Regions from separate parts of the Homo sapiens genome. Here region 2 is linked to region 1. Evidence: chromatin loops called from intact Hi-C (ENCODE). Cell type or tissue: endothelial cell of umbilical vein. All regions are shown on one strand. Each heading gives the region's core, and the rest is flanking DNA. Links, peaks and the distances in the headings are about the cores only.

Region 1 (12,020 bases), core at 2,514-10,513:
GTGTGCACCTGGCCAAACCTATTGGATTTTAAAGCTATCAGAGTTGGGAAGAAGGAAATGGGAAGTCCACATGCTACAAAGCTCACTGGTCTCGTGAAAAGAAATTAAATCTTGGGACCCCAGGCTGGGCATGGTGGTTCACGCCTGTAATCCCATCACTTTGGGAGGCTGAGACGGGCAGATAACCTGAGGTCAGGAGTTCGTGACCAGCCTGGCCAACATGGTGAAACCCCATCTCTGCTAAAAATACAAAAATTAGCTAGGTGTGGTGGTGGGCACCTGTAATCCCAGATACTCAGGAGGCTGAGGCAGGAGAACTGCTTGAACCTAGGAGGCAGAGGTTGCAATGAGCCAAGATCGTGCCACTGCACTCCAGCCTGGGGGACAGAGCGAGACTCCATCTCGAAAAAAAAAAAAAAAAAAATCTTGGGACCTCAAACTCGTTAAGCCAAAGGGAAAAGTCAAGCTGGGAACTGGGTTGTGCAAACCTGCCTCCCCATTTTTGGGTTTCTAAATAAGATGGCTACAAGATGAAAAGCTACAAGCCTCCCTCACATTTTGCTCACAAGGAAATTCCTAGTGAGCTGCAAGATCTTTAAGGTGTTTCTGTGAAAATTTCACCAGGGCAATGTAAACTGATAGCTTACCTTTTACAGGTGCAGTCAACCCCCTGCCCACCAGACACAAATGCATATCTGATTGCTCCCCTGCCCCATTTTGTCTATGTTATCTTATGTAAAAAAAAAAAAAAAAAAAAAGTACAGGCCAGGCACGGTGGCTCATGCCTGTAATCCCAGCACTTTGGGAGGCTGAGGCGGGTGGATCACCTGAGGTCAGGAGTTCGAGACCAACCCCAGGCAACATGGTTAAACCCCGTCTCTACTAAAAATACATATATTAGCCAGGCGTGGTGGTGGGCACCTGTAATGACAGCTATTTGTGAGGCTGAGGCAGGAGAATCGCTTGAACCCGGGAGGCGGACGTTGCAGTGAGCTGAGATTGTGCCACTGCACTCCAGCCTGGGCAACAGAATGAGACCCTCTTTGGGGGCGGGGAGAAACAGATTCACTGAACCAGACAACAGGCATGAATGACTATTTTTCCTACCTCCTTCTTACATGAAAATTGTGTACTTCTCAATATCTCGCCCTTTCCCCTTTAATGGTGGGGTCTCAAAATTACTTTTGGAGAAAGACATAGACCTGTCTCCCAGGTGTGCATCGTTAACTTTGGTGAATAAACCTCCTAAAATAATTGACGCTTGTCTCATCATTTTTCTCGATTGACAATCTTAGAGATATTCAGGTATTTTTCTTAAATTCCCCGAATTGTTATAAGCCTTTGGTTAATTTCTAAAGTTATGGAGAAGTTGGTTTTGACCATTTTTGCCAGGATTTGTGTGACTTTTATGGAGGAGGAGATTTTCAGTTATTTTGGAGTTTTTTTTTGTTTGGAGATGGAGTCTCCCTCTGTTGCCCAGGCTGCAGTGCAGTGGTGCGATCTTAGCTCACTTCAGCCTCCGCCTCCCAGGTTCAAGCAATTCTCCTGCCTCAGCCTCCCAAGGAGCTGGGACTACAGGCGTGCACCACCAAGCCTGGCTAATTTTTGTATTTTTAGTAGAGATGGGGTTTCACCGCATTGGCCAGACTGGTCTCAAACTCCTGACCTCATGATCTGCCTGCCTCAGCCTCCCAAAGTGCTGGGATTACAGGCGTGAGCCACTGCGCCTGGCCGATTATCAGAGGTGTTTATTCTGCTGTTCTGGAAGTGATCCTGCCTCCCAGCTTACCTTTGATTCAGCAAATGAAAAAACTGTAAATGCAATACTGTGTTTTTGCAAAAATATTGGCAAAAAATTTGTAAGTTTCTAACCAGCCTGGTAGAGGTGAGAGGTTTTCTTGCATGCAGTTGGTGGAAGGTAATTTGTCAAGCTTTCTGGAAGGAAATTTGGTACTTGTCCCTACAAATTGGAATCCTGAATTTCCTGTTTGATGGATCCCCTTGGGGCAGAGACTCCACGGAGTTAGAGAAGGAGCATTTTCCTCCCAGGCCTGAGGGCAGAAGGAGGGCGTTTGCGGAACAAAAATTAAGATTCAGGCCGGCGTGGTAGCTCACGCCTGTAATCTCAGCACTTTGGGAGGCCAAGGCAGGTGGATCACAAGTTCAGGAGCTCGAAACCATCCCAGCCACCATGGTGAAACCTTGTCTCCACTAAAAATACAAAAATTAGCTGGGCGTGGTGGTGGGTGCCTATAATCTCAGCTACTCAGGAGGCTGAGGCAGAAGAATCGCTTGAACCCGGGAGGCGGAGGTTGCAGTGAGCCGAGTTTGCGCCACTGCACTCCAACCTGGTGACGAAGCAAGACTCTGTCTCAGGAAAAAAAAAAAAAAAAAAAAAAAAATTAAAGCTCAGTGCTCCTGGGAAAAGCAACTACAATTTGTCGTCAGAGGGCAGTGTTTTGCCCTGTTCTTCTGGAGAGAGGCGGGACTTCCTCCAGGTGTGTTCAGGAGTCCCCACAAATGGCTTCAGGAAATTAGAGGCCTGGAAGGCTCCCCCTGTCTTCACAAGCCCAGGCTCTACACTCTGGAGCCAAACACAGCAGCCCAAGAGGGCGGGAATCCCATTCCCATGGGCGGTGCTATTTCTTCCTTCCTTTTTTTTTTTTTTTTTTTTTTTTTTCGGAGACAGAGTTTCACTCTTGTTGCCCAGGCTGTAGTGCAATGGCGCAATCTCGGCTCACTGCAACCTCCGCTTCCTGGGTTCAAGTGATTCTCCTGCCTCAGCCTCCTGAGTAGCTGGGATTACAGGCATAAGCCACCATGCCCGGCTAATTTTTGTAGTATTAGTAGAGACGGGGTTTTACCATATTGGCCAGGCCTGTCTCAAACTCCTGACCTCGTGATCCACTCACCTAGGCCTCCCAAAGTGCTGGGATTACAGGCGTGAGCCACCGCGCCTGGCCAAAGTGCTATTTCTGTTCCCATTCTGTGGACAAATAAATGAGATCTTAATGGGGTATTTGGGGTACGAGCTGGAGGGGTTGCTCTCAGCCAGTGTCTTTGCCTGCAATATTGTCCCCCATTTCATGCACACCCCAATACTGAAACTTACCCCATTGCTCTTGCAGTAGACTGAACATGTTCCCCCCAACATTTATATGTTGAAACCTACCCTCTAAGGTAATGGTATTATGAGACATGGGCCTTTGGGAGGTGATTGGGTGTTACCCTCACGAATGGCATAGTGCCCTTATATTAATAAAAGGGATGGCCGGGTGCGGTGGCTCACACCTGTAATGCCTGCACTTAAGGAGGCTGAGGCTGGAGGATCATGAGGTCAGAAGTTCAAGACCAGCCTGCCCAACATGGTGAAACCCCGTCTCTACTAAAAATACAAAAAATTAGCTGGGCATGGTGGCAGATGCCTGTAATCCCAGCTACTTGGGAGGCTGAGGCAGGAGAATGGCTTGAACCGGGGAGGTGGAGGCTGCAGTGAGCCGAGATCATGCCACTGCACTCCAGCCTGGGTGACAAGAGTGAAACTCCATCTCCATCAATCAATCGATCAATCAATGGGACCCCAGAGAGCTCCCTCTTTTTCCACCACATGAAGACACAACTAGAAGTCTGTGATCTGGAACCCAGAAGAGGACCCTCACCAGAAGCTGACCATGTACCCTGATCTCAGATCTTCAGTCTCCAGAGTTGTGAGAAATAGATATCTATTGTTGATAAGGCAGCCAGTCTATGGGACTTTGTTATGGCAGCCGAGACTGTCAAAGACAGCTCTAGAGGGGCTATGTGTCCAGGAGGGGATGAATCAGTCTTTTACTTCTTCTTTTTAAGACAGGGTCTCGCTCGGTCACCCAGGCTGGAATGCAGTAGTGTGATCTCAGCTCACTGCAACCTCTGCTTCCTGGGCTCAAGCGATCCTCCCACCTCAGCCTCCCAAATAGCTAGGACTACAGGCACGTACCACCATGCCCAGCTAGTTTTTGTAATTTTTGGTAGAGACGGGGTTTCGCCATGTTGCCCAGGCTGGCCTTGAACCTCTGAGCTCAAGTCATCTGCCCACCTCGGCCTCCCAAAGTGCTGGGATTACAGGCATGAGCTGCCGCGCCCACCCTCTCCTTTACTTCTCAGCTGTGAATGTTCTCCCATATCCTCGGACTCCCAGCCTGCTCCCAGGCTTCACAGTCCTATCTGATGAAGTAGGGGAGCACCAGCCACCCCCTTATCTCTCTAGCTCAGTCTATCCCCTCCAGGGGCTCTGGACTTCTCTCCAGGGCAGCCTGACCTAGGGGCGACACAGGAGTTTCCTTGACACTGGTACTATCTCTGAACATCTCTGCCTCCATCTCTGTTTTGAGGCTGGTCCATGGAGTCAATGAAGGGGTCCCCTCCTCTCCCCCAAAACCCTCATCTTAGCTCCTGCTTTTCCCAGGCCCTAAGATCCTGGGGGCAGGTCTTGTAGAGGGGGAGCCCTTGTGGGGGGCTTCAGGTACCCGCACTCTTTAGGAACAGGCACAGGTCTTGATGTTGCAGGCACAGGTCTGGATATTGATGGGAAATTGCGGTCAGAGTGGACAGCACCACCCATTCCCGGCATCTCCCATGATTTGGTCTTCAAGCCTTCACCTCATTCTCTGCCCACCTGGATCTTGTCAGCCCCAGAGAGAACCTGAGTCCAGAGGAGAAGCAGAACCCAGGCCACTGGGCAGTGGCAACCGCACAGACACCGACATCCCTGGGAGAGCCTGAGCCCACCGCCCAGAGCTCAGAGCCTGGAATAAGCAGCCCAGCGAAGAGCCCCGCTCCACCGCCCAGAGGAGCACCAGAGTGAGCTCGGCCTGGAACCCAGAGACCATCTTCAAAATCTCATCCCCAACCTCTCATAAATGCCACCTTGTCCCTGGCCCCCCTGTAATTACTTCAGCCCCTTGTTCCCTTCACAGCAGTAATTTTTTTTTTCTTTTTGAGACAGAGTCTGCCTCTGTTGCCCAGGCTGGAGTGCAGTGGTGCAATCTCGGCTCACTGCAACCTCCGCCTCCCGGGTTCAAGCAATTCTCCTTCCTCTGCCTCCCAAGTTGCTGGGATTATAGGCCAGCACGCCAGGCTAAATTTTTTTTTCTTTTTTTGAGACGGAGTCTCACTCTGTCGCCCAGGCTGCAGTGCAGTGGCGCAATCTCGGCTCACTGCAAGCTCTGCCTCCCGGGTTCAAGCGATTCTCCTGCCTCAACCTCCGGAGTAGCTGGGACTACAGGTGCCCGCCACACGCCCGGCTAATTTTTGTATTTTTAGTAGAGACAGGGTTTCACCGTGTTAGCCAGGATGGTCTCGATCTCCTGACCTCGTGATCTGCCCGCCTGGGCCGCCCAAAGTGCTGGGATTACAGGCGTGAGCCACCGCGCCCGGCCGATTATTTTAATAAGATGATTGAACATCTTCCTTATTAGATTGTAACCCACAAGGGCATTTATGTTGCCTGCGATGTCCCCCGGTCCTAGGGCAGCCCACCTGCTGATGCAGTTCTGAGTGCTGCCACCAGGGGGCAGGGCTGCCTCGCACTTGTCATGGGGACAGCGGCAGGACCCTCAAGAGGGCTTTAACTTGGTTGGGTTCGTATCTGCACCGGGCCATATCTGCACCTGGGAATACTCCACTCCCTCCCTGAGGTGTGAGTGGGGATGCTCCCAGCTCCAGGAGACACAGCTGTGGTGTCGCTGGCCAGGGTGCAGCTTTCTAGAGAGGTTCCATTTTCACACCTCCAAGTTCAGACCTTTTCTTTCCCTCTGCAGACTGGGGCGAGCGACCACCCAGCCCAGTGTAGAGGGGGTCTCATGTCTTACCACTCTTCATTTACACTTTTTTTTTTTTTTTTAAAGACGTCGGGTTAGCTCACCCCTGTCATCCTAGCACTTTGGGAGCCCCAGGCAGTCAGATCACGAAGTCAGGAGATGGAGACCATCTTGGCCAACATGGTGAAACTCCATCTCTACTAAAAATACAAAAATTAGCCGGGCATGGTGGCGGGCGCCTGTAGTCCCAGCTACTCAGGATGCTGAGGCAGGAGAATTGCTTGAACCCGGGAGGCGGAGGTTGCAGTGAGCTGAGGTCATGCCATTGCATTCCAGCCTGGTAACAGAGCAAGACTCTGTCTCAAAAAAAAAAAAAAAAAAAAAAAAAAAGGGACATAGGGTCTGGCTCTGTTTCCCAGGCTGGAGTGCAGTAGTGCAATCACAGCTCACTGCAGCTTCCAGCTCCTGGGCTCAAGCAATCCTCCCACCCCCGCCTCCCAAGTAGCTGGAACTACAGGTGTGCACCACCACATCTGGCTAATTTTTCTATTTTTATTTTTTGTAGAGATGCGGGTCTCACTATGTTGCCCAGGCTGGTCTCGAACTCCTGGCCTCAAGAGAGTCTCCTGCTTTGGCTTCCCAAAGTGCTGGGGTTACAGGCATGAGCCACTGTGCCCAGCCTTCACTCTGACTTTGAACAGGCCTCCTGTTCGCAGCCCACTGCACATCTCCACCCTCTGGCGCATATGCTTCCGCCAATCCCAGAGCCTTTTCCTCTTTGACTCCCCTCCCGAGGAGTGTTTGCCTCTGAAGAACTTAGGCTTCAGGGTTTTTTTTTGAGACAGGTTTGCTCTGTTGCCCAGGCTGGAGTGCAGTTGTGCGATCTCTGCGCACTGCAACCTACACCTCCTGAGTTTAAGCGATTCTCCTGCCTCAGCCTCCTAAGTAGCTAGGATTACAGGCCCCTGCCACCACACCCAGCTAATTTGTGTATTTTTAGTAGAGATGGGGTTTCACCATCTTGGCCAGGCTGGTCTTGAACTCCTGACCTCGTGATCCACCTGCCTCAACCTCCCAAAGTGCTGGGATTATAGGCGTGAGCCACTGCACCCAGCCTGGGCTTCAGCTTTGCTCTACCAGGGGTTGCCATTAGTAATGTTTCTCCTAACACTGTGTGGACGTCTCTTTTCTACCTTTAACTGTATTCATGTTCCCTTTATCTTGGTGGGGTTAAGCCAAAAAAGGGGGATGGGGGCTGGATGCAGTGACTCATGCCTGTAATCCCAGCCAAGGCAGGAGGATCACTTGAGCCTGGGAGATCTAGACCAGCCTGAGCAATATAGCAAGACCCCGTCTCTACAAAATAAAATTAAGAAATTAGCTTGGTGTGGAGTGCGTGCCTGTACTCCCCACTACTCAGGAGGCTGAGGCAGGAGGATCACTTCAGCCCAGGAGTTCAAGCCCAGTCTGGGCGACAGAGCGAGACTCTGTCTCAAAAAAAAAGTCCTCATTGTGGATTGAGTGAGTTGCAGTGGGGATTGTTTGTGCCAAATCAGTTTCTTACAAGCTCCTCAGTAGGTTTCAAGGGAAGCTTCGATGTCACGTCCTTCAGATTGTGGGGGACAGTTGCTGCTTTGGCATGGTGGTTATCATGAGGCAGTGGGATGGAGAGAAACAAAGGCGATGCAGCTGGTCCATATCCCCAGCAAGTACAAGCACGCATAACGGAAGCATTGCAAGCACACATAACCATGCCAGACACATTGCAAGCGCACATAACAGATGCATTGCAAGCGCTGATAACCATGCCAGAGGCACTGTAATCACACATAACCGTGCCGGACACATTGCAAGCGCAGATAACCATGCCGGATGCAGGCAAGCACACATAACCTTGCCGTATTCATTGCGAGCACAGATAATCGTGCGGAGCCATTGCAAGCGCTCATAACCCTGCCGGACGCATTGCAAGCGCAAATAACCACGCCAGATGCAGCCAAGCGCACATAATCACGCCGGACCCATCGCAAGCGCAGGTACCCATGCCAGACGCATTGCGAGTGCAGATAACCACGCTGGACGAAGGCAAGCGCACATAACGGACGCATTGCGAGATTGCAGGCACACATCACCATGCCAGACTCCTTGCAATCCACGTAAGCATGCTAGTTTGGGGGTTGATACCAGCCCCTCTTCCTTTCCTAACTTTGTAATCCCCCAAGCCATAAACACCAGTGTCAGATGCATAGCAATCAAAATCCGTTTTATTATGAACGACACTGAATTGGAGGAAGTAGAGGGACCGGGGCGGAGGCCGGGGGAGACTGACCGCGTGGGTTTCCCAGCACTTTGCACCTGCCAGTCACAGGTGAAGTTAGAAAACCACAAAGGTCTTCTGTTTGGAAAAGCAGAAGGAACTGTGGACCAGGCTGTCCCAGAGAGACCAGCTAGGGAGGGGACAAGGTGTGCTTGGCTCACTCAGCACTTTTGCAGCACTCACCAGCATGGCAAATCCAGGTGAGAAGAAGGTTATGGGACTGGAGACACCCCCCTGCTTCCTGGAAGGCGTGAAAATACCACTCTCCCCCACCCCCGCAAGAGGAGACAGGAGCCCAATACCTGAGGCATTTCTAAATCCCGGTTTCTTTCGCCCAGGCTGGCTGGAGTGCAGTTGTGCAATCTCGGCTCACTGCAACCTCCACCTCAAGCCATTCTCCTGCCTCAGTGTCTCGAGTAGATGGGATTACAGGCACCCACCACCATGCCCGGCTAATTTTCTTTTTTCTTTTTCTTCTTTTTTAAAAACGTATTTTAAGTAGAGACGGGGTTTTGCCATGTTGGCCAGGCTGGTCTTGAACTCCTGGCCTCAAGTGATCTACCTGCCTCGGCCTCCCAAAGTTCTGGGATTACAGGCATGAGCCACTGCACCTGACCCAAATCCCAATTTATTTCTCAATGGCAAAACCTGGAAACCCAGTTTTTGGAAATAATTGAATCCCTGGCACTTCCTTCTCAGATGACTGGGCAGGATGCACCCCAGACACATGGTAAATGGAAACTGGGGTACAGCAAATAGTGACTTTTTTTTTTTAAGCAAAGAGGCCCAGCATGGTGGCTCATTCCTATAATCCCAGCACTTTGGGAGGCCAAGGTGGGAGGATCGCTTGAGCCCAGGAGTTTGAGACCAGCCTGAGCAATAGAGTAAGACCTTGTCTGTACAAAAAATAAACTAGCCAGCATGGTGGCATGTGCCTGTAGTCCTAGCTACGTGGGAGGTTGAGGCAGAAGGATCACTTCAGCCCAGGAGGTGGAGGCTGCAGTGAGCTATGATTGTGCCACTGCACTCCAGCCTAGGAAACACAGCGAGACTCCATCTCAAAATAATAATAATAATAATAATAATAATAATAATAATAATAAAAAAACACGTTACCAGAGAAATATCAACAGCCTAAAAGTCATCAACTGTGTGCTCCAGTGGACTCAGGCTGTGGCGAGGGATGTCTTTTCTGAAGAGTGGAAGGGAGCTGAAGAGCTCTGTACCTTTCAGGTGAACCCAGAGAGAGTCCCAGCAGAAATACCCATGGGGAGAGGGAACCTGCCATTCTGGGGGTCTGAAGGGTGAAGAGGTCCCCTCATTCATTCAAGGCAAGAGCCAGGTCCTCAAAAGGCCATTTTCTAAAGTCTTAAAAAAAAAAAAAAAAAAAGAGAGTCTCACTCTGTCACCCAGGCTAGAGTGCAGAGATGCAATCACAGCTCTCTGCAGCCCCGACCTCCTGTGTTCAAACAATTCTTCCTCCTCACTTCCCAAGCAACTGGGGCTACAGGCATACACCAACATGCCCGGCTAATTTGGAAATTTTTTGTAGCGACAGAGGCGGGGGGTCTTGCTATGTTGCTCAGGGTGGTCTTGAACTCCTGGCCTCACGAGTTCTTCCCACCTTGCCCTCCCAAACTGCTGGAATTACAGTCATGTGCCACCGCGCTGGGCCGTGGTGGGGGGATTTTAAGTTACAGATTCGATTTCTTATGTCAGTTTCAGTAATTTTCTAGAAAGTTGTTGGTTTTATCCAAATATTTAAATTCATTGGCATGGCCAGGCATGGTGACTCACGCCTGAAATCCCAGCACTTTGGGAGGCTGAGGTGGGTAGACCACTTGAGGTCAGGAGTTCGAGACCAGCCTGGCCAACAAGGTGAAATCCCCTCTCTACTAAAAATACAAAAATTAGCCAGGCATGGTGGCACATGCCTGTAGTCCCAGCTACTCGGGAGGCTGAGGTGGGAGGATCGGTTGAACCCGGGAGGTAGAGGTTTCAGTGAGCTGAGATCATGCCACTGCACTCCAGCCTGGGCGACAGAGCTAGACTCTATCTCAAAAAAAAAAAAAAAAAAAGCAAATTAAAAAATAAAAAATAAATTGACATAGAATGTTGATAACATCTTATAGGCTCTGCCATGATGTCTCAGTTTCCCCCTTTCTAATGGGCCGGAGGAGAGGACAGAGGCTGGCATTCCAGGCAGTGGAACAGTGTGAGCCAAGCTCTAGCACAGATGCTGGAACAGCAGCTGGCCCTGCTCGTCTGGGGTTTAGGCAAACGCCGGGGATGCAGAGGAGGGTCCCAGTGCCTGATGGGCATTCACCTTCTGGTAGAAGTAGCTGCCATGTGATTGGGTGGTTTTATCAGCCTGGGGTCACAGAGGCAACCAAAGTGCCACCTAAGCCACACTGTTGCTTGAAGCCAAGGGACAGGGCAGCTGTCACATCTCCTGCAGCCTCTCCTTGCACCATTCAGGGTCCCCCCCTTGCTGCTGATGTCTACACTATGCACATTCACCCAGGCCCAGTGCGGGCTGCTCCACCACCAGCCATACCCACCCCACCTGAGCTCAGCTGATTATCCCAGCCCTGCCTACCCATCACTCCCAGCCCTGCCATCTGCACAGTTCTGTCCTCTCTGAGCCCTCCACCTCAGCCCTCCACATTTTTTTTCTTTTTTTTGAGACGGAGTCTTGCTCTGTCACCCAGGCTGCAGTGCAGTGGCGCTATCTCGTCTCACTGCAAGCTCCGCCTCCCTGGTTCACACCATTCTCCGGCCTTAGCCTCCCGAGTAGCTGGGACTACAGGAGCCCGCCACCATGCCCGGCTAATTTTTTGTATTTTTAGTAGAGACAGGGTTTCAATGTGTCAGCCAGGATCGTCTCGACCTCGTGATCCACCTGCCTTGGCCTCCCAAAGTGCTGGGATTACAGGCGTGAGCCACCGCGCCCGGCCCACATTTTTTTTTTTTTTAAAGAGATAGAGTCTTGCTCTGTTACCCAGGCTGGAGTGCAGTAGCATGATCATAGCTCACTCTAGTCTCAAACTCCTGGGCTCAAGCAATCCTCCTGCCTCAGCCTCCTGAGTAGCTGGGATTATAGGCACAGGTCACCATGCCTAGCTAATTCTTAAATTTTTATGTAGAGATGGGGTCTTGCTTCGTTGCCCAGGCTGGAGTACAATGGCATAATCATAGCTCACTGCAGCCTCCAACTCCTGGGCTTGAGCTATCCTCCCACCTCAGTCTCCTGAGTAGCTGGGACTACAGGCCCCGGCCACCACACCCAGCTTAGTATTATTTTTTATAAAGATGGGGTCTTGCTATGTTGCCCAGGCTGGTCTCAAAATGCCTGGACTTAAGCAATCATCCCACCTCAGCCTCCCAAAGTTCTGGGATTACAGGTGTGACTACCATACTTACCCTTTTCTTTTCTATTTTGACACTGAGTCTCGCTCTATCACCCAGGCTGGAGTGCAGTGGTGTGATCTCGGCTCACTGCAACCTCTGCCTCCCAAGTTCAAGCAATTCTTCTGTCTCAGCCTCCTAGTAGCTGGGATTACAGGCACCCATCACTATGCCCAGCTAATTTTTGTATTTTTGGTACAGACGGGTTTCACCATGTTGGCCAGGCTGGTCTCGAACTCTTGACCTCAAATGATCCACCTGCCTTGGCCTCCCAAAGTGCTGGGATTACAGGCGTGAGCCACCACGCCCAGCCTAACCCCTTTTCTAGATCCTCCCACATCTCCCTTGCTCGGCCACTGAGCCTGCTGAAGGCCAATGTCACCCCAGGCCCGCTCCTCTGGCTTGGCTCAAGTGAAGACCTACCAGAAAATGAGCCTGTGGCAGTGTAGAAATGCCCAGCTATGCCCCCGGCTATGCCCAGGACACAGCAGGCGGAG
Region 2 (12,020 bases), core at 1,562-9,561, 90 kb before region 1:
TTTGTAGAGACAGAGTCTTCCTATGTTGCCCAGGCTGATCTCAAAGTCCTGGGCTCAAGTGATCCTCCTGTCTTAGCCTTTCCAAGTGCTGGGATTACAGGCGTGATCCACTGCACCCGGCCATAAACTATGATGTTTGCCAGGCTAGGTGTATTGAATGCATTTTGACTTATGATATTTTCAACTTAAAATGGGTTTATCAAGACATAATTCTATTGTAAGTTGAGGAATATCTGTATATGCATAATGCAAATCCCAGAAGGATAGGATTGAGAAGAGGGGGAGAAAGAATATTAGAAGAAATAGAGGGTGAAAACTTCCTGAATTCGATTTAAAAAATATTAATCTAAATATTCAAAAAGTTTGATGAACTCCAAGTACGATAAACTAAAAAACGATTAACAGCTAGGCACATGATAGTCAAAGTGTTGAAAGTCAAAGAGAATCGTGAAAGTAGCAAGAAAAGTGTAACTCATCACATACAAGGGACATTCAATAAAATTAACAGTTGAGTTGCTATCAGAAAAAATGGTCACGATCCAGTTTTCCCAGCACCATTTGTTTGCAAAGGCAATTCTTTCCCCCTCAAATTGAAACACTTGTCAAAAACATAAGGGCTTACTTCTGGACTCTTGGTTCTATTCTATTGATCTAATGTCTATCCTTATGCCAGTACCACACTGTCTTGATTACCGTAGCTTTGCAGTAAGTTTTAAAACTGGGAAGTGTGAGACCTCTAACTTGGTACGTCTGTCTTCCAGATTGTTTTAGCTATTCCAGGTTTCTTAATTTTCATAGGAATTTTAGGACCAGCTTGTCAGTTTTTGCAAAACTACAGTCAGAATTTTGATAGGAATTGTGTTGACCCTGTAAGTAATTTTTGAGACAATTGGTATCTTAATATTAAGTCCTGGGCATGGTGGCACATGCCTGTAGTGCCAGGTACTTTGGAGGCTGAAATAGAAGGATGATTTGAGTTCAGATACTCAAGTCCATCCTGGGCAACATAGTAAGAACTTCATCTCTAAAAACAAAAACAAAACCCACAACATTAAGTCTTCTGATCCATGAATATGGGACGTATTCCCATTTATTTAGGTCTGTGATTTCTTTCAACAATGTTTTGTGGTTTTAAATATACAAGTCTTGCAGTTTATTTGTTTATTTATTTGAGATGGAGTCTCTCTCTGTCCCCAGGCTGGAGTGCAGTGATGCAATCTCAGCTCACTGCAACCTCCGCCTCCGGGGTTCAAGCCATTCTCATGCCTCAGCTTCCTGAGTAGCTGGGACTATAGGCTCACGCCACCATTCCCAGTTAATTTTTTTGTGTTTTTAGTAGAGATGGGGTTTCGTCATGTTGCCCAGGCTGTTGTTGAACTCCTGACCTCAAGTGATCCACCCACCTCGGCCTCCCAAAGTGCTAGGATTACAGGCATGAGCCACTGTGCCCAGCCAATCCTATTTCTTTGCATGTCTCATAATTATTTCTTGAAAGCTGGATTTTTTTAAAAATTATTATTATTATTATCATTATTTGAGACAGAGTCTTGCTCTGTCGCCCAGGCTGGATTGCAGTGGCGTGATCTTGGCTCACTGCAAGCTCTGCCTCCTGGGTTCATGCCATTCTCCTGCCTCAGCCTCCCGAGAGCTGGGACCACAGGTGCCTGCCACCACACCTGGCTGATTTTTTGTATTTTTAGTAGAGACGGGGTTTCACCGTGTTAGCCAGGATGGTCTCAATCTCCTGACCTCGTGATCTGCCCGCCTTGGCCTCCCAACGTGCTGGGATTACAGGCGTGAGCTGCCACGCCCGGCCAAAAACTGGACGTTTTAGATAATGTATTTTAGCAACTCTGACACTTGATTCCCCCAACTCCAGTCAGGGGTTGTGGTTACTGTTGTTTGCTAGGTGATGTATTACTTTGTGACTGGGCTGAACAAGTTTCACCACTACGATCCTCATCTCACACTATGCAGACTCAGATGTCCCTGCTCAGATTTTTTCTTCCTGTTTTTACCTTTTAACTTGGCTACCTAGGGGTCGCCCCTGGGTCAGCATAAGCCACTTAATGGTTAAAGATTGTGCTTGGCCAGGCACGGTGGCTCATGTCTGTAATCCCAGCACTTTGGGAGGCCGAGGCAGGAGGAGCACTTGAGCCCAGGAATTCAAGACGGGCCTGGGCAACACAGCGAGACCCCATCTCTACAAAAAATAAAACAAATTAGCCAGTCATGGTGGTGCATGCCTGTAGTCCCAGCTACTCAGGAGACTGAGGTGGGAGGATTGCTTGGGCCCAGGAGTTCAAGGCTGCAGTGAGCCATGATCATGCCACTCCATTCCAGCAGCCTGAGTGACAGAGTGACACCTTGTCTCTCTCTCAAAAAAAAGTTGTGTTTAAGCCCCTTGGCCAGTTAGATTTTTGCCCTTTCCCACTGGACGTGTGTGTGGCTTGGAGGCTGCTATCACCATTCAGAGAATTTCCCCTTTTGCCCTGGTCAGTCAGGAACTGGTAGCTTGGCATTCTTCCTGTGATTTCTCCCGAGAAGGCGCAGCTTTGGGCAGGCAGCCTTCCAGATGGCCGGGGATGGCTCTGACGTCATCTTTAAGCCTGGCTTCCTAGGAGTCACCGCTGTGCCAGAGCGGCTTATCGTTTGTTCCGTGCTGGCCACAGCTTATGCTAAGCCCCTGGTACCTGTGACAATGGGTCTGGGTGCGTGTGGGGAATGTTTTGGGTCTACTCCAGGTGTTAATCTGATTGCTTCGAGTGGGTGCTGCCAAGCACAGGTCCACAGAATTCCTGACCACCTCCCCCCAGTTTGTCTATGATCCCGTGGAGATATTCTTGGCTCTCTCTTTCTCTCGTTCTCTCTCTCTCTTTTTCTTTTTTTTGGAGACAGAGTCTCGCTCTGTTGCCCAGGCTGGAGCGCAGTGGTGCGATCTTAGCTCACTGCAACCTCTACCTCCCATGTTCAAACGATTCTCCTGCCTCAGCCTCCGGAGTAGCTGGGACTACAGGTGCATGCTGCCACTCCCAGCTAATTTTTGTAGTTTTAGTAGAGATGAGGTTTCACCACGTTGGCCAGGGTGGTCTTGAACTCCTGACCTCAGGTGATCCGCCTGCCTTAGCTTCCCAAAGTGCTGAGATTATAGATGTGAGCCAATGTGCCTGGTCTTAAGTTTCTTTATAATCAATGGTCTCTTCAGTGCACTTTTTTTTTTTTCGAGATGGAGTCTCTCTCTGTCACCCAGGCTGGAGTGCAATGGCATGATCTTGGCTCACTGAAACCTCCACCTTCCTGGTTTAAGCAATTCCCCTGCCTCAGCCTCCCGAGTAGCTGGGATTACAGGTGCATGCCACCACGCCCAGTTAATTTTTTTGTATTTTTAGTAGAGACAGGGTTTCACCATGTTGGCCAGACTGGTCTCAAACTCTTGACCTCAGGCAATCGGCCCGCCTCAGCCTCCCAAAGTGCTGGGATTACGGGCATGAGCCACTGCGCCCGGCTTCACTGCCCGTTTTTATGTCAGGGATTTGTTGGCGAGACTGAAGCCCCTGTCCTACAGAATGTCCCGCATTCTGGATATAGCCAATTGTGTTCCTGTGGTTTCACTTAACACAAAGATGTGAATATTCTTGTCTCTTTTACTTAGAACTAGAGGAAAATCTGTTTGGGCAAGACTTCTGTGATTCCCATAGGTCAGAGGGTGTGTGTATTTTTTTCTCTTTTTTTTTTTTTTTTTTTGAGACAGAGTCTTGCTCTGTTGCCCAGGCTGGAGTGCAGTGGCGCTGTCTCGGCTCACTGCAATCTCCACCTCCCGGGTTCACGCCATTCTCCTGCCTCAGCCTCCCGAGTAGCTGGGACTACAGGTGCCCGCCACCATGCCCGGCCAATTTTTTGTATTTTTTAAGTAGAGACGGGGTTTCACTGTGTTAGCCAGGATGCTCTCAATCTCCTGACCTCGTGATCCACATGCCTCGGCCTCCCAAAATGCTGGGATGACAGGCGTGAGCCACCGCGCCCGGCCGGGTGTGTGTATTTTAGATTTTGACTTGTGCTGCTGAAAAGGTTGCACTAATGTACAGGCCTCTAACCCTGTATGGAAATGCCGTTCCCACCCCAGCCATAAGCAGAATCAACCCTTAATGTGATCTTTTAATATTTTTAATAGAGACAGGGTCTTGTTCTGTTGTCCAGAACTACTCCTGGGCTCAAGCGATTCTCCCACCTGGGCCTCCCAAAATGATGGGATACAGGCATGAGCCACCACACCCGGCCTACTATGATCTTTTAAAAATTCTTGGGCCCGGCGCCGTGGCTTACGCCTGTAATCCCAGCACTTTGGGAGGCCGAGGCGGGCGGATCATGAGGTCAGGAGATCGAGACCACCCTGGCTAACACGGTGAAACCCCATCTCTACTAAAAATACAAACAATTATTTAGGCGTGGTGGTGGGCACCTGTAGTCCCAGCTACTCGGGAGGCTGAGGTAGGAGAATGGCGTGAACCTGGGAGGCGGAGCTTGCAGTGAGCGGAGATCGCGCCACTGCACTCCAGCCTGGGCGACAGAACGAGACTCCGTCTCAAAAAAAAAAAAATTCTTTCAGTTTTTCTGAGACAGGGTCTCGCTCTGTCACCCGGGCTGGAGTGCAGTGGCATAATTATGACTCATTGCAGCCTTGACCTCCCGGGCTCAAGTCATCCTCCCACCGCAGCCTCCCAAGTAGCTGAGACTACAGGAGCGTCCCACCATGCCCAGCTAATTTTTATTTTTATTTTTTTGAGATGGAGTCCTGCTCTGTCGCCAGGCTGGAGTGCAGTGGTGCGATCTCGGCTCGCTGCAACCTCCGACTCCCCGGTTCGAGCGATTCTCCTTCCTCAGCCTCCGGAGTAGCTGGGATTACAGGCGTGCGCCACCATGCTCAGCTAATTTTTGTATTTTTAGTAGTGACAGGGTTTCACCATGTTGGCCAGGATGGTCTCAATCTCCTGACCTCGTGATTCGCCTGCTTTGGCCTCCCAAAGTGTTGGGATTACAGGCGTGAGCCACCGCGCCCGGCCAGTGATCATTTTTAATATGTGATAATTCTATTTCTGGCCACAAGAGGCCACCAACTCCCAGCATGTTGGACCCAAGGGGACCCTCCTAGGCTGGCTGACTTGGCATGGGCTCCCCTCCTGGGAGGCGGGAATGGGACTATTGTTCCGGGAAACACCTCAAGTCCCGTGATCAGGACTAGAGGAGTGGGGCGGACAGGGCAGGATTGGACAAGAGGCTGCACATGTCAGAGAAGGGCCAGGCTGAATTTCAGACCTGGTGGTCAGCTCCTGGAAATTCGAGCACTGAACCCTTCTGTGATTAAAAATGCATGGTAGTTAAAGCTGCCGGCCATCGTTATGGCAGCAGGTGTGCCTCCGAACACACTTCTTCCCCCCTCTGCTATGCACGACAGACATACACACACACACACACACACACACACAGTACAAAGATGTGGAGATGTGGCCTCTCTCTTTTTTGTTGGTGTAGTTACGTATATTTTCAGGTGCTTTTTTTTGGTTGATTGAAGTATAATTTACATACGGCAAAATTCACCTGTGTTAGGTGTATAGTTCTATACATTTTTTTTTTTTTTTGAGATGGAGTCTCGCTGTCACCAAAGCTGGTGTGCAGGGCACAATCTCAGCTCACTGCAACCTCCGACTCCCAGGCTCAAGCAATGCTCTTGCCTCAGCCTCCTGAGATGCTGGGATTACAGGCACCTGCCACCACACCTGGCTAATTTCTGTATTTTTAGTAGAGACAGGGTTTCATCATGTTGGCCAGGCTGGTCCCGAACTCCTGGCCTCAAGTGATCCACCCACCTGGGACTCCCAAAGTGCTAGGATGACAGGCATGAGCCACCTCACTTGGCCTGTTGTGGTTTAATTTGCAATTCCTCGTGGTCAGTAATGTTGTGCATGCTTTCCTGTGCTTATTTGCCATCCGTATATCTTCTTTGATAAAGCGTCTTTTCAACACTGAGTGCATTTTCTTTTTTAGAGGGGGAGTCTTCCTCTGTTGCCCAGGCTGAAGTGCAGTGGCGCCATCATAGCTCACTGTAATCTCACAGCGCTGTGTGCACAGCTGTGGTCCAAGCTACTCGAGAGGCTGAGGTGGGAGGGTCGTCTGGGAGGGTCGTCTGGCCCCAGGAAGTTGACGCTGCAGTGAGCTGTGATTGCGCCACTGCACTCCAGCCTGGGTGACAGAGCAAGACACCATCTTAAAAAAAAGAAAAAAAAAAAGGCTAGGCATAGTGGCTCATGCCTGTAATGCCAGCACTTTGGGAGGCCGAGGTGGGTTGATCACTTGAGGTCAGGAGTTCGAGAACATCCTGGCCAACATGGTAAAACCCCGTCTCTACTAAAAATACAAAAATTAGCTGGGCGTGGTGGCGCATGCCTGTAATCCCAGCTACTCGGGAGGCTGAGGCAGGAAAATCACGGAACCTGGGAGGCGGAGGTTGCAGTGAGCCGAGATCATGCCACTGCACTCCAGCCTGGCGACAGAGTGAGACTCGGTCTCAAAAAAACAAAACAAAACAAAAACCAAAAACAACAAAAAAGAAATCAATGATTTTTTTTTGTCAATAATAACCAAACACTGGAAACAGCTCAGGTGTTGATCAACAGCAGAAGGATTCAACAAACTATGGGGCACCTATGCCCTAGAAAACCACCTGACAATAAAAATAAGTGAACTACTGATGCCCACAACTTGCATGGATCTCAAACACGTTCTAAGGAATCTAGAATGATTCCATTTCTAAGAAGTTCTAGAATAGGCAAAGCTAGTCAGAACAGGCAGTGAAGATTGAGTGGAACAGGCATGATGGAACTTTCTGCGATTCTTTTTTTTTTTTTTGAGACAGGGTCTTGCTCTGTCACCCAGGCTGGAGTGCAGTGGTGCAGTGGCATGATCGTAGCTCACTGCAGCCTCGACCTCCTGGGCTCAGGTGATCCTTCTGCCTCAGCCTCCCGGCTAGCTGGGACCACAGGCACGCCACCACACCTGGCTAATTTTTGTAGTTGTTCTAGAGGCAGGGTCTTGCCATGTTGCCCAGGCTGGTCTCGATCTCCTGGACTCAAGTGATCTGCCTGACTCAGCCTCCTGAAGTGCTAGGACTGCAGGCGTGAGTCACCACACCTGCCCCATCATTTTTAAAAATGCATTTCAAAGTAGCTGGCAAACATCACGATAAGCACTTCAGCATGCATACTATTAACTAGAGTTGAATATGTGTTTACCGCTTCGTTTTTGGCAGGGGAAATTTACACGGTGCAATGCATAACTTTTGAGTGAACGTTCACTGATGGTTAACAAATGCAGACACATGTGTGAGCCAAAGCCCTTTAAATATATATAGAATCAGCCGGGCGCGGTGGCGCATGCCTGTAATCCCAGCACTTTGGGAGGCCGTGGCGGTGGATTACCTGAGGTCAGGGGTTTGAGACCAGCCTGGCCAACATGGTGAAACCCCGTTTCTACTAAAAATACAAAATCACCCAGATGTGGTGGCACATGCCTATAATCCCAGCTACTCAGGAGGCTGAGGGAGGAGAATCGCTTGAACCCAGGAGGCAAAGGTTGCAGTGCGCCGAGATCACGCCACTGCACTCCAGCCTGGGCGACAGAGTGAGACTCCATCTCAAAAAAGGCAAAAACAAAAACAACAGCAACAACTATATATATATATTCTGGCCAGGTGTAGTGATTCATGCTTTGAGAGCACTTTGGGAAGCAAAGGGGGTGGGTGGGAATGGCTTGAGGTCAGGAGTTTGAGACCATCCCAGGCAATGTGGTGAAACCCCATCCCTAGTCGAAATACAAAATATTAGCCGGGGGTGGTTGCAAGGCAGCACCACTGTACTTCAGCCTGGACACAGAGTGAGACTCTGTCTCAAAATTAAAGAAAGAAAAAAAAAGAAAAAAGGATGGATGAATGTATCAAGGGATAGATACATGACAGGACAAATAGGGTAAGATGCCAGTAGTAGCATCTGGGAGGTGGCCGTACATGTGTTCATGATACAATTCTGTTAAACTTCTCTGAATGCTTGAAAAAGTACAAGATAAAAATGTTGGCAAAATTAACTGTCAGTGATTTATCTTTCTGTCTTTTTTTGTTTGTTTCTGTTTCAGAGACAGGGTCTGGCTCTGTTGCTGAGGCTGGAGTACAGTGGCATGATCATAGCTCTCTGTAGCCTCAACCTCCTGGGCTCAAGTGATCCCCCTGACTCAGCCTCCCCAGTAGCTGGGATTACAGGCGTGTGCCAACATGCCCAGTTGATTTTTAAAATTTTTTTGTAGAGGCTGGGCTCGGTGGATCATGCCTGTAATCCCAGCACTTTGGGAGGCCAAGGTTGGTGGATGACCTGAGGTCAGGAGTTCGAGACCAGCCTGGCCAACATGGTGAAACCCCGTCTCTACTAAAAATACAAAGGAAAAAACAAAAGAAAAAAAAATCAGCCAGGCGTGGTGGCATGCGCCTGTAACCCCCAGCTACTTGGGAGGCTGAGCCAGAAGAATTGCTTAAACTGGGGAGGCAGAGGTTGCAGTGAGCAGAGATCACACCACTGCTCTCCAGCCTGGGCAACAGAGCAAGACTTCATCTCAAAGAAAATTTAAAAAAAAAAATTTTTTTTTGTAGATATGGGTCTTGCTCTGTTGCCCTGGCTGGTCTCAAACTCCTGGGCTCAGGGGATCCGACCCCTTCAGCCTGCCAAAGTGCTGGGATTACAAATATGAGCTACCTTGCCTGGCCTGATTTCTCTTTCTTAGTAGTACCTAAGAGAAACATGCATCTTACAGGTGATGGTGCCCTAGATCTAATGAAATATGGTGTTATTTTTAAGCTCAGCCAGGACGAGTGCAGTGGCTCACGCCTGTAATCCCAACACTGGGAGGCCAAGGCGGGTGGATCACTTGAGGTCAGGAGTTTGAGACCAGCCTGGCCAACATAGTGAAACTCTGTTTCGACTAAAAATACAAAAATTAGGTGGGCATGGTGGTGCACGTCTGTAAACGCAGCTTCTGGCAAACCTGAGGCATGAGAATCGCTTGAACCCAGTAGGCAGAGGTTGCAGTCTGCCGAGATTGCGCTACTGCACTCCAGCCTGGGTGACAGAGAAAGACGACTCTCTCAAAAAAAAAAAAAAGATACAAAGAAAAATAAAAGAAGCTCAGCAGCCAGGAACCTAGGCACTGCCCTCAGTGGCCACCACCTGCCCATTTCCTTTGAAAACTCTGGACTCTGTCTCCTGGAATCTGCATTCTCTGATCCCCCCAAGTCAACGTGGAACCAGCTCCTGCCCTAGATGGCAGCACCACCTTTTCCCAGCACCCATGCCACACCCTCCTGTGACACTGAGTGTGTGGTTCCCCTACTTCCTTCCCTCCCCGGCACCTGGAGGACAGAGGCCAGACCCCTTACTCCAATTCTAGGAACCAGAGGGACTCCAATCGCACCACACTGCTGCATGCCGCTGAGCCTTTGTGGGTGCTGGTGTTTTTGTTTTGTTTTTTGTTGTGGTGTTTTTTGAGACAGAGTCTCTCTCTGTCCCCCAGGCTGGAGTGCAGTGGCGTGATCTGCAACCTCTGCCTCCCAGGTTCAAGCATTCAAGCGATTCTCCTGCCTCAGCTTCCCAAGTTGCTGTGGGGACTACAGGCACGCACCAGCATGCCTGGCTAATTTTTGTATTTTTAGTAGAGATGGAGTTTCACCATGTTGGCCAGGCTGGTCTCGAACTCCTGATCTCGGGTGATCCACCCACCTTGGCCTCCCAAAGTACTGGGATTACAGGCTTGAGCCACCATACCTGGCCTGCTCTTGACCTCTTTTATTGTTGTTTTTGTTGTGTAGATCAAGCCACGACATCACTGGGTAGCTGTCAATCCATTAGGAACACCGCTAGGTCTATTTCCCATTGCCACTGATTGCTTGGGGTTAGGACGCCATGGTTCTCATTCCAGCGTTGCCACCCGTATGATCAGTGTATTTCTCTCACCTCTGATGGCTAAGTGCTACCTCTTAGAATTTATTTATTTATCGTTATTATTATTTTTTCAAGATGGAGTCTTGCTGTGTCGCCTAGGCTGGAGTGCAGTAGTGCGATCTCTGCTCCCTGCAACCTCTGCCTCCCAAGTAGCTGGGATTACAGGTGCATGCCACCATGCCTGGCTAATTTTTGTATTTTTAGTAGAGACGGGGTTTCGCCATCTTGGCCGGGCTGGTCTCGAACTCCTGACCTCGTGATCCACCCACCTCGGCCTCCCAAAGTGCTGGGATTACAGGTGTGAGCCACCCCACCCCGCCTATTTATTTATTGAAATGGAGTCTCGCTCTGTTGCCCAGGTTGGAGTTCAGTGGCATGATCTCGGCTCACTGCAACCTCTGCCTTCCGGGTTCAAGCAATTCTCCTGCCTCAGCCTTTTTAGTAGCTGGGCTTACAAGCACCCACCACCACGCCCAGCTAATTATTGTATTTTTAGTAGAGATGGGGTTTTGCCATGTTGGCCAGGCTTGTCTCCAACCCCTGACCTTGGGTGATTCATCCGCCTTGGCCTCCCAAAGTGTTGGGATTACAGGCGTAAGCCACCGCACCTGGCCAATTTTTGTACTTTTATTTTATTTTTATATTATATTATTATTTTTTTTCTGAGACAGAGTCTTGCTCTGTTGCCCAGGCTGGAGTGCAGTGGCATCATCTTGGCCCACTGCAACCTCTGCCTCCCAGGTTCTACCTTTCTCCTGCCTCAGCCTCCCAAGTAGCTGAGATTACAGGTGCCCGCCACCGCATCCTACCTAATTCTTGTACTTTTAGTAGAGATGGGGTTTTATCATGTTGCCAGGCTGGTCCTGAACTCCTGACCTCAGGTGATCCGCCCCCCTCAGCCTCCCAAAGTGCTGGGATTACAGGCATGAGCCATTGCGCCTGGCCAACTCCGCATTTTTAAACAAAGTTTTCTCTTCCTTAACCAATTAGAAATAAAAAAAAAAAATCTTTGAATCCACCTATGACCTGTAAGCCCCCACTTTAAGATATCCCACCTTTTAGGGCCAAACCAACGTATAGCCTCCATACTGATTTATGACTTTGCCGTAACCTCCGCCTCCTTACCTTTAAAGACGCCTACCTGCAAGCCAGCAGGGAGTTCTGGATGTAAAGCTGCCAGATTCTCCTTGCTTGGCGCCCTGCAAATAAATGCCCTCTTTTTTCTCGCTGCAAACCTTGGTGTGGGTGGTTGGCCTCACTGTGCCAGGCATCTGGACCCTGTGAAGGTCAGTCCTTGCTTCCTCTCACTGATTTTTTTTTTTTTTTGAGACAGGGTCTCACTCCCTTCTCCCAGCTGCTGGAGTGCAGTGGCACAATCATTGCCCACTGCAGCCTCCACTTCCTGGACTCGGGTGATTCTCCCACTTCAGCCTCCTGAGTAGCTGAGACCACATGCATGTGTCACCACGCCCGGCAAATGTTTTGTATTTTTAGTGCAGGCAGGGGTCTTGCTATGTTGCCCAGGCTGGTCTCAAACTCCTGAGCTCAAGCAGTCCGCCCGCCTTGGCCTCCTAAAGTGAAGGAAATATAGGTGTGTGCCACCATACCAGGCCCAAGATGTTATCTTTAATTTCTATAGAGAACCAAGTATCTGGTGACTCTAACTCCCTTGGCTATTGGTTTAAGCTACTTTTTTTTTTTTTTTGGAGACAGAGTTTTGCTCTGTCACCCAGGCTGGAGTGCAATGGTGCAATCTCGGCTCACTGCAACCTCCGCTTCCTGGGTTCAAGCGATTCTCCTGCCTCAGCCTCCTGAGTAGCTGGGGTTACAGGTGCATCCCACCACACCCAGCTAATTTTTGTAGTTTTGTTTTGTTTTGTTTTGTTTTGTTTTTGAGACACAGTCTCAGCTCTGGTGCTAGGCTGGAGTGCAGTGGTGCAATCTCGGCTCACTGCAGCCTCTACCTCCTGGGTTCAAGTGATTCGC

Evidence for each region. Hi-C counts contacts between places; a loop is a spot of excess contacts. Peaks named below come from ENCODE experiments on the same cell type or tissue, not always from the same donor. Only the 100,000 strongest peaks of a DNase experiment are listed, where the experiment ranks them.
Region 2: a loop joins it to region 1, with 4 times the contacts of the local background. A loop is called at or near these places in 6 of 110 quality-filtered maps.

Annotation. Positions count from the first base shown.
Region 1 is chr7:5,079,146-5,091,165 of GRCh38, reverse strand. No RefSeq gene overlaps it. Among named protein-coding and RNA genes, the nearest start is that of RBAKDN, 13 kb to the right of the region's middle. In endothelial cell of umbilical vein, for the core only: a CTCF peak has its summit at 5,543 (motif pointing right); a DNase peak (open chromatin) is centred at 5,555.
Region 2 is chr7:5,167,813-5,179,832 of GRCh38, reverse strand. No RefSeq gene overlaps it. Among named protein-coding and RNA genes, the nearest start is that of WIPI2, 16 kb to the left of the region's middle. In endothelial cell of umbilical vein, for the core only: no CTCF peak of the experiment used is centred there; a DNase peak (open chromatin) is centred at 5,172.